2 separate regions of the Homo sapiens genome follow, and region 1 is linked to region 2. Evidence: chromatin loops called from intact Hi-C (ENCODE). Cell type or tissue: PC-9. All regions are shown on one strand. Each heading gives the region's core, and the rest is flanking DNA. Links, peaks and the distances in the headings are about the cores only. Region 1 overlaps LOC105370102 (a long non-coding RNA gene). Region 2 has its middle 63 kb from the start of MIR4499.

Evidence for each region. A loop is a pair of places that touch in the nucleus more often than their neighbours do. Peaks named below come from ENCODE experiments on the same cell type or tissue, not always from the same donor. Only the 100,000 strongest peaks of a DNase experiment are listed, where the experiment ranks them.
Region 1: a loop joins it to region 2, with 7 times the contacts of the local background. A loop is called at or near these places in 1 of 110 quality-filtered maps.

What each region holds. Positions count from the first base shown.
Region 1 is chr13:20,319,565-20,324,894 of GRCh38, reverse strand. It overlaps LOC105370102 (a long non-coding RNA gene), which reads right to left. Exons shown (of 3, transcript XR_941720.2): 2 at 4,060-4,153. Among named protein-coding and RNA genes, the nearest start is that of GJB6, 90 kb to the right of the region's middle. In PC-9, for the core only: no CTCF peak of the experiment used is centred there; no DNase peak of the experiment used is centred there.
Region 2 is chr13:20,368,295-20,373,660 of GRCh38, reverse strand. No RefSeq gene overlaps it. Among named protein-coding and RNA genes, the nearest start is that of MIR4499, 63 kb to the left of the region's middle. In PC-9, for the core only: no CTCF peak of the experiment used is centred there; a DNase peak (open chromatin) is centred at 2,460; H3K27ac peaks cover 3,396 bases.

The DNA of each region.
Region 1 (5,330 bases), core at 331-5,330, 49 kb after region 2:
GCAAACCTCTGCCTCCCAGATTCAAACAATTCTCCTGCCTCCACCTCCCGAGTAGCTGAGATTACAGGCACCTGCCACCACACCCAGCTAATTTTTTTTGTATTTTTAGTAGAGACAGGGTTTCACCACGTTGACAAGGCTGGTCTCAAACTCTTGACCTCAGGTGATCCTCCCACCTCAGCCTCCCAAAGTGCTGGGATTACACGCATGAGCCACCATGCCCAGCCAAATTCATCCTTTAGGATTAGCTGTCCCTTGACTGAATCAGGAGATAGAGAGGTGTGCTTTACCAAGGCCTCTCTTAACCTTTCTAGGAAGGCAGTGGGATTTTCATCAAATCCCTGGTCAATCATGGACAACTTAGTATAATTGAGAGGCTTGGTCCTAGTCCTACGTAAGTCTTCCATTATGCACACCTGAAAGTGTCTCATCTTCCAGTCTTTCATCAAGTCATTGGGATCCCATTTAGGGTTGCCCCCTCCCCTATCACTTACCATCCAGACATGAGACGGTCCTCCATAAAGTCAATCATTTTAGAGTCAAGCCTGCAACCCCTCCTTGTATACGGAAAGCAAAAGCATTGCAGCAGGGCGCAGTGGTTCACGCCTGTAATCCAAGTACTTTGGGAGGCTGAGGCGGGTGGATCATTTGAAGCCAGGAGTTCAAGATCAGCCTGCTCAACGTGGTGAAACCCCTCCACTAAAATCCAAAAAAATTAGCTGGGTGTGGTGGTGCACACCTATAATACCAGCTACTGAGCAGGCTGAGGCAGGAGAATCACTTGAACCCAGAAGACAGAGGTTGCAGTGAGCCAAGATCACACCATTGCAATCCAGCTTGGGTGACAGAGTGAGACTCCGAAGAAAGAAAGAAAGAGAGAAAGAAGGAGGGAGGGAAGGACGGAGGGAGGGAGGAAGGAAGGAAGGAAGGAAAGAAGGAAGGAAGGAAGGAAGGAAGAAAGGAAGGAAGGAATGGCACCAGTGGTTCCCTACTGTGCCTAAGTCATAGGAGTACTGGCTAAAAATGCAGACTCCAGACATCTCCCCCAGAATTACAAGCATCCCAAGGAATTCCGCTAAAGGTGATATGCAAACCACATTCTGATAAGCAGATAACTGGGGACCAGGGGCTGCACAAGTCCCACACCCACTAGGAGTGGCATTTATTCCATCTCTTCACCTGACAGGTACAAAGTCTTTCATCTTTGGAAAGAATGGTTTTTCCTTGGGGCATCTCAAGCACTACTTTCATGGAAGAGGAGGTAGTATGGGACTGTTATTGCTTTCTATGGGAAAAAAAAATTGAAAACTAATATTGTTTTGCTTTGGGGTGAAATGAAGAGTAGTAATTGGACCTTTTGTTTTCTTTGTCTTGATTGTCCATTTTTGTAAGAAAGTGAATGCCAAGCAAAATACAAATGGATATAGAAAATTCTGCCTAACTCAGCAATGTCTTTAAATGTAAATACTGCACTAGAAACAGCTAATCTCCAGATCACACACCATACCTCCTCTGCACAGGGGGCTGATGTGCAGCTGCGGCCAAAACCCCAGGAGTGCTCCCTCCTGGGAAAACAGGTCCACATGCCACACAGCTCAGCACAGAGCAAACCTTTACTTTACCCAATCTCTGCTTTTAAATCTTGTTTTTAACAACTTCATTGAGATATAATGCACATGCCACACAGTGTACCAATCTAAAGTGTATAGTGGTTCAGGGAATATTATCCTATTAACTTTTAAAAACTATGGTAATTAACTTAAAAACTATGGTAAAATACGTATAATAGAAATTTGCTATTTCAAACACTTTAGAGTGTTCGGTGAGTGGCATTACATACATTCACAATATAGTACAATCATCACCACTATTTCCAAACTGTTTTCATCACCTCTAAACAGAAACTCTGTACCCATTAAGCACTAACTCTCCATTCTCCCTCCCGCCCAGCCCCTGGCAACCATGATTCTACTGCCTGTCTCTATGGATTTGCCTATTCCAGGCACCTCATGTAAGTGCAATTATACAGTATTTGTCCTTTGTGTCTATATTATTTCACTAAACACAATATTTTGGAGATTCATATGTGCTGTAGTATGGGTCTGAACCTCATTCCTTAATACGGCTGAATAATATTCCATTAAAGAGAACCTGTTTTTCTACTTGTATAACACTTTTGACACCAAATATGTGGGCTTGGTTTTCACTCCAAGCAATGCTCCAATTCTCTGCAGTCACCACCTGCATGTCCTACAATTTAATTCAGTTCTGACACTAACGACCCTATGTTAGCCAGGGCCTCCTGCAATCACGGTAAACATTTAAGGGGTCATATAGCCAGTGGGCCCAGAGGGAAACATGAAACAGGATTTAGAATCCTCGTCGTGTAATCATGCCCAGCCACTGGTTATTAACATCATTAGACCACAGCAGACCTCAACAGACAGAATAGAATCCTCCTATTTTGGCTGAAATAAAAATTGACTTCATTCTGAAGTTGAGGGCAGAGGAGAACATGGGAGAGAATGGCTGGGCTATTACTGTTAGGGAAACAGGAGCATAGAAGAGCCAGGGTGACACCATTTTAAAAACCAACTCCATTCCTTGCCGGTCACGACCCACAGTCATAAGATATTTACAGTTGAAGAAACAGCCTAAAGATACCTGCAAGGATACAATCATATGACAACGAAAAGTCCAGAGGTCCCAATACCCATAACAATATATGCTTTCAAGATAATTATAATTATGACTTGATGTACTTACACATTAAAATATTGAGTATAGTTTTCTTTAAATCAACAGAATAATAAATTTTGTCACGCTGTCAGCCCACCCACATAGAGACACAGCTTAGCTCTGTCTTTACATAGAGAGGACTCCTATGTAAGAAAAACTTAAAGACGAGGCAGTTCCTCCTCTTGCTTTCTGAGGACACCCTACTCTGTATCTGCGTAACTTCCAAAAAACTCTCTCTTCTCACAGCACTTTGTGACTCACCTTGAATTCCTTCCCATGAGAGATCCAAGCACCCTCTTTGGAGGTCTGGATTGGGACCCCTTGTTCTGGCAATGTTACGACTGGTTTAGGACTTTCTCCCTCACAAGGATGGCAGATGAGAGCCCCTCGAGGCCACCTTCTGAGCCCCTGGAGCCCTCGCTACCCACCTTCTCCACGTTCCCCCAGAGCACCTCTTCTTCAACGTGCTTAATTAACACAGAAGTACAGCTTAAATCTTTACCCACGTGATTCCTGACTTCTGCGCAAATTTGGATAGCGATTGAGAAACACAAAAGCAGAGCGGGAAGGAATGTGTGACTTGATAAAAGTGGTACCCTGGAAGGAGGCAAAATCTGATGTTCTGAGCCTGACCATCTTCCAACCATCCTATGTTAGTGTTGCCTTCTAGCCCTCTTAAAACATGACCCAGAGTAAATATATTTTGTGACCCATTACTGCACACACACATGTGCACTCACAAATATCTGAAACAACGTTTACAAAACAGTATCTTGCAACATACGATGCACTCATATCTTAACTCTGTTTTATTCTAATTATGTAGAAAATTCTGGTTGGGACTCACAAATTGATTCTGAAGCCCACCAGGAGGCCGCAAAGAGTTTGCAAATCACTAGGCTGTCCTCGTTGCTCCAAGGAATGCACACGCTCCCTCTCCCTCCCTCTCCTTCCTAGATGTGCATCATTAGGGAGACGCTACGGATCAGAATGTAGAGTTGTTCACACATGTCTAGTGAAGTTCCCACAGTCCCTGGAGCTCAGGATTTTCAGACTTGGCAGAGATGAGGTGACAGACAGGGCAAGAGCGAGGCAGAGACTCACCTGAGAGACCGCCCAGGCTGTGCTGCACTGTGCCTGTTGGGTTTTGCTGGGCTCAGGAGGTGCGGTTTGTGCTAACCATGGCCCTTTCATTCTTGGGGCTTACATATTTTTTAGGAAGAATTTTGGTGCCTAATGCTTCCAATTAAGGGAATGTTTACAAGCATTAGGCTTCCCCGTTTCTTGAGCCAGTCTCAGCTTTGGTGAGGTTTGTCTTACCTAAGGGAAAGCAGCATGAGTGTGGAGGAAGCCGTGGGCAGTGCCTGGGCTCTGTGTCTTTAACCGGAAAGGCCATGTCTCCAGAGCTTCTTATCTGTAAAGTGAAATTAACTAGGAAATTAAGACTGCACAATTAGAAAACTGGGTTTGAAATGTACATGTAAACATTCCTCAGCATATATGCAACAAACAAGTCCACCACTTTTTAAATAATAGATACAAAAGTGCTTTGAAATGCACTTGCTGCTGTCTCTATAGCATGTGTGCTTATTATCCAAGTGCCACCAGGTACCCAGTCTCTTCCATGCATAGATGGTGATCCCTGCAGCACTGAATATGGATGTGGTGCATCCAACTGCAGAAATCACGCTCATAACCATGACCACACACAACTGGCTTCAGGGGCTAATATTTCCAACCCAAGAAAACAGGTTGGCACCTGCTATTTGGGATTACAGGAAGCATGTACACAAATGGTATCCACAGTTAATACAGCTGCAGAATGTGGTGTTCTTGTTTGCTGTGAGAGGCGCAGTCACTTCGGCTTTTCCTTCTTTTCTTACCTTTGGGTTCCTTTGGATACTGTGATGCTGAGGCTTCCCTTGGGGTGGATGATGAGCATGATACACTGATTCAATTACTCTCTTCTGTGAATTGTGCCCAGGGATTACAACTGGATTGTTCCCTGTCTCAGAGACATGCCTGTCTTCAAGCTGAGTGCAGACAGCATTTGCGCTGAGGTTTCAATCACCTAATCATTCTAATCTTGTTTAAATTTTATGGAACTAAGCTAATTCCTCATAATTATGTACACTAAAAATCAGGGTGCTTCTGGGCTGGGCACGGTGGCTCACACCTGTAATCCCAGCACTTTGGGAGGCCAAGGCGGGCAGATCACGAGGTCAGGAGATCGAGACCATCCTGGCTAATGCAGTGAAACCCCGTCTCTACTAAAAATACAAAAAAATTAGCCAGGCACGGTGGCGGGCACCTGTAGTCCCAGCTACTCAGGAGGCTGAGGCAGGAGAATGGCATGAACCCAGGAGGCGGAGCTTGTAGTGAGCTGAGATCGTGCCACTCCACTCCAGCCTGGGTGACAGAGCGAGACTCCATCTCAAAAACAAACAAACAAACAAAAATCAGGGTGCTTCTGAAGCATTTGGGGATGTAGGACTGAATAAGAATTACTTAAATGAAATAAGGTGACATTCTCCAGGAGATAGTTTAGGGAAATGTGTTAATCAGCATTCTTCAGAGAAACAGAATCAATA
Region 2 (5,366 bases), core at 1-5,000:
TTTTTAGTAGAGATGGGGTTTTACCATGTTGGCCAGGCTGGTCTCAAACTCCTGACCTCAGGTGATCTGCCCACCTTGGCCTTCCAAAGTGCTGGGATTACAGGCATGAGCCACCGAGCCCGGCCACCTGACATATTTATAATAAATAGCTGCTGACATATTTATAATAGCTGCTTTAAATTGCTCGTCTGCTAAATTCAACATCTAGGTGATCTACAGGTCTGTTTCTTTTATCCTGATTATGGGTCACATTTTCTGTTTTTGTGCTTGTCTAGTGTCTTTTTAGAAAGTTATTATTGTTTTGGGAACCGTGGATTTGTTGTGGAGACTGAATTACATTACCTTCCTTTACAATGTGCTGTTTTGTTCCGGCAGGCACTTACATTGCTGGCAGGTTCTGTAGCTCTTGTGAAAGCTTGGATTTAGGGTTTGTTCTTTGGGTTTGTCATGATCCTGGGTCATAGCCTTTAGTCTTGGGATGTGGTTCTTACTCCTAAGGTGTGGTCCTGCTAGTTTTTCAGGGAGAGCCTGTAGTGTTTGTCAAAGCCTGTCTAACTAAGTGGGACTCGAACCCAGAACTCTAAGCACTAGGTACCTGCTGAGATCCAGCTTTTTGGCTTCCAAGTTGCTGCTTTCTGCTGGGCTCCTGGGTGTCTCCTCATGTACTCTGCACAGTTCATAAGTCAGCCAAGGACCTAGGGGAATTTTACACTAGTTTGGTGGTTTCCTTCTTTCTTCCTGCTTTCTGGGATTTTGCTGTTCAATTTCCAGATGGGATGGCAGCTCTGAACTTCAATCCGTGTCTGTTTAGCCCAATAACATCACTACTTCCTGCTTGACTGCCTATTTTGCCTTGCTGGATAGCGTCCTCCAGGGAAAGCCGGTTAAATGTGGAGCTGGTTAATGTGCTCCTTTTCTGTCAAGGATGAGGTTTGTGCCTGCTTTGGGTTGGTTTCTTGTGTCTTCAAACGGTTGCTGATTATATTCTGAGAAGAGTTTGTAATTGCTGTTAGCAGGACTAATGTTCAGTACAAGTGAGTGACTCTCTCATGACTAGAATCAGAACCTACTAGAGGAGCTTTGACAGATCTGGATGCTGAGTCTCCATCTCAGACAAGTTACATCAGAATTTCTGGGTATGGAAGCCAAGCAGCAGTATTTTTAAAGTATCCCAGGTGATTTCTGTGTGTAACCAAAGTTACCAGCAGCAACTCTGTGGAGGCTAAAGCTACTCCATCTTGGATGCGAATCAGCTATGTGGACTTCCGATTAACCTGTGTTCTGGGAATGCCTCTGAGATCTCTACTTTACTGTTACTGTAAATCCTGCTCTTAGGTCAAAATGATCTTGATCAGAAATCCTGCCTTTAGGCAGATTCAAATAGAATTCTTACCTGTCTCTCAGGGGTCCACTTCGCCTGTCTTACACATTCCTCACCTGTGGTACATAAGCTCTGGGTCTGCAGGGTAATGGCTCAGAAATCCACCAACTCATCCCACAGCCTCTGGGGACAGGGCTTCTGTTTGCAAGTCCCTGTTAAACATTTCTTACTGAGAAATCGGATGTGTCAGCCTTTTTCTTTGTCCCCTCAGCTTCTTTGGACTTTGGAAATAGGTTTTCATAGAGCTGTTCACCATGGAACATTTATTGAGCCTTTATTATGTGTCAGCATTTTTCATTAATTATTTTACTGAATTCTCTGGTAGCCTTATTATTTTCACAAGAGAAAACCGAGGCTTAGGTAAGTTAAGTAAATGTCCAGTGTCACACAGTTAGAATGTTCCAAAGCCAGGATTTGCGTGTAGTCAGTCTAACTTCAGAACTACAGTGTACGCACTATACTTTATTGCCATGCATTGGGGAGGACAGGTTCAGAGGGGAAGACCACACATTTAGTTTTGCATGAATAGTATTTTATCTTATTGGTATAATTTATTTTACAATTATCCATATTGTCGGATAGTTGGGATACTGTCAATAGACAATATTCTGCATAGGATATTTTGTACATGAACCTAAGTAAATCTCTACTGATTTACTTAGGATAAATTACTAGAAGAGGAAGTAGTTGGTAAATTGATAGGAATTTTTAAAAATCTTGGTACACTTTGCCAAACACCTCGCACAATGAACAAAAATGCTGGGTAGACCATGGCTTGGGTAATTTTTTTTCATTGGGTGATGTGTAATAGGATTGTTTTTATTTCAACTCGCCAATCTAGACTTGGACATCTGATTTTTATTCCATCTTCCTAGTTGTTGACAATGAATTTGTTGAGCCTCAAACTTGTCCATCGGAATGTGCTTGGGCCATTGTCTGATGGGCTTCCTGGTGGGGGTAGTGCCTAGAAGAGAAGGGAAGGGGGATGGCACTGTTCACACAGCACAGACACATCCTCCACAGAGTAAAACAGGTACTTCTGCAACTGGAGCTGAGTCACAGCCACAGCCCAGTTGTCTCTCAGGCCACCTTGGAATTTCCTGGCCATACTTACCTTTTCACAACTACCTTTCTGTAATTCCCTGTCATATTTACCTTTGGAGTGATTTGTGAGGGTTGGTGAAAAAATAAGATGAGATTCCTAAAAAACATGATACACCCTTTCTGGATTGACTACCTTCTTGTTTGGTGGTGAAAGGGCAGGAACAGAAGGAAGTTGAACACACGGCAGGATATGTGTGAGCCTGATTTGGCTGGATCATGATCAAGAGAATTGAGTGTTCTTAGCTCTTTCTTTTTTAAAAAAAATTATGACAGACTGATAACCTGGCATTTGTAGATATTTTCAAAGCATTGTTTCAAATAGAAAATGCTATGTAAACTGAAGCAAAAAGTTGATCATGCACAGCTCTGTAATGCAATACCTTACATTTTTCTTCTTTTGTTTTTACTGATTTTTTTTTTTTGAGACAGTCTTGCTCTGTCGCTAGGCTGGAGTGCAGTGGCACTGTTGTAGCTCAGTGCAGCCTCAAATTCCTGGGATGAAAAGATTCTCCTGCCTCAGACTCCCTGGTAGCTGAGATTATAGACGTGAACTACCATGCCCAGCTAATTTTAAAAAAATATTTTGTAGAGATGGGGTCTCACTATGTTGATCAGGCTGTCTTTCTCTTTTTAAAATGCTCTTTTCTGGGGAACTGACACCAAATCAGTAGTTTCTCCAAGGCATAGCACCACTGCATGGAAAATACAAAGTTACGCTTAAAAGTATTTTTGAGGTTAAATTCAGAATCTGTTGAAAATTCAAAGTAACTTCCTGACTTCCAAGATGAGTATATCAAAACCCAATAAAAATGAGTCCTGTTCAGTGTTATTATGGTTGTGTGGTTGCTAAATCTTGGAACCGATTTCTGTGACAGCCACATGAAGACCTGCCAATGCGTGACAGAGTAGTCCACAGGTGACTAATTCTGAAGAAGTTCTTTGTGTGTGAGTTAACCGTCTTTGTGGAGGTATAGCTACATGCAATAAAATGCACACATTTTAAGTGTATGCTTCAGTGAATTTTGACTAATATGTACAACCGCGTAACCACCATGCCAATCAAGACATGGAACATTTCCACATAAGGTTCTCCTGTGCTCTTTGCAATTTTCCCTCCAAACCCCTGCCCCAGGCAACGACTTATCTGATTTCTATCACCAGAGATTAGTTCCGCCAACTCTAGAACTTCATGTCAATGTTGTCATACGGCATGAATTCTTTTGTGTCCAGCTTATTTTGCCCTCAGAGTGATGTTTCTGAGAGTCATCATATGTGGGTGTGTGTCAAGTTCATTTTTTTACGGCTGAGCGGTAGAGTTTCTATTGTATGAACATTCCACGGTTTTTCCATTCACCTGTTGATGGACATCTGGGCAATTTTATTTTTAACCCCCAAGTGTTGGTTTTTGTGAATTAAGCTTCTGTGAATATTTGCATACAAGTCTTTTTATGCAAACATGTTTTTATTACTATGTCTAGAAATGGAACACATGAACGGTATTGTAAGTCTATGTTTATAAGAAGTGGCCAATCTGTTTTTCAATATGGGGGTACCATTTTCTATTCCTACCAGCAAGATGTAAGAGTTTTAGCCAGTCCTGGCAACATACAGAGACCCTGATTCCGTAAAAGTAAAAATAATAAAATCAGTGGGGTCTGGTGGTGCGCACCTGTGGTCCCAGCTACTCAGGAGGCTGATGTGGGAAGATTGCTTGAGCCTAGGAGGTTGAGACTGCAGTGATCCATGATTGTGCCATTGCACTGTAGCCTGGGCAACAGAGCGAGACCCTGTCTGGAAAAAAAAAAAGAGTTTCAGTTGCTCCATATCTTTGTCAGCACTTAATACACTGATCTTCTCAATTTTAGCCATTCTAGTGGATATGAAGATACCCTAACATGGTAATTAACATTTTCTGATGATGATGTTGAGGATCTTTTCATGTGCTTTTTGGCCATATGTATATCTTCTTCTATTTTCTGATTCCAATTTTTTAAATTAAAATTGTTTTAAACTTTTATTTAAAACTTTTTTTAGAGATAGAGTCTCACTATGTTGCCCAAGCTGGTCTCTAACTCCTGTCTTCAAGTGATTGTCTCTCTTCAGCCTCTGAATTTCCATTTTTAATGGCTTGCTTGTTTATGAGATTTGTAAGAGTTCTGAAATATTTTGGATAGAAGTCCTTGGAAGATTATGTGTCCTGCAACTACTTTCTCTCAGTCTGTGATTTATCTCATCATTTTCTGAATGGTTCCTGGAAGAACCCTTCTCCCTCTCTTTCATACAAATTTACACTTGAATTTCATTTTTCTGAACTTTTCAACTGTGGCAACCTCAGCACTTTTAGGAAGTATTGCTCTTTCTAGAAGAGATATGCTGTTCAGGAAACCTTGGCCTTTTCTCCACCACATGTTGTCAACTAGAGTAAGTTGTCCACACTGGGCTGTGGATCTATTTAACTGTGCCCGGGTCAGGGAAGCGACTCCTTTCCTGATTTGGGCCACTGAAGACCTACGTCAGGTTCCCACCTTAAAGCTTGTGTCTCACGTGCAACAGCTTTGCTGGTGCCAAGATCAAAAAGTGCAAAAACTACCTGTGGGGTGGGCCTTCAATGGGGAAGATGAACAATGATATGATCCAGGCGAAACATGAACATGCACCCAATGCAAAGCCACCAACTTTCCTCTTATACCAAACTCCCGAGCCAAGGCTGGAGTTGCCACGTGGCTGTTTTATGACCCAGTGGTAACCTAAGCACACAAACGCCTACTTTGGGCACTGTGTTACCTGGAGTTCCATCAGCATCCACAGGCCTACATTTTGGTATGGAACTTTAAAAAAAAAAAAAAAAAAAAAAACCAAATCCTATGTAGTCTCCAGGATC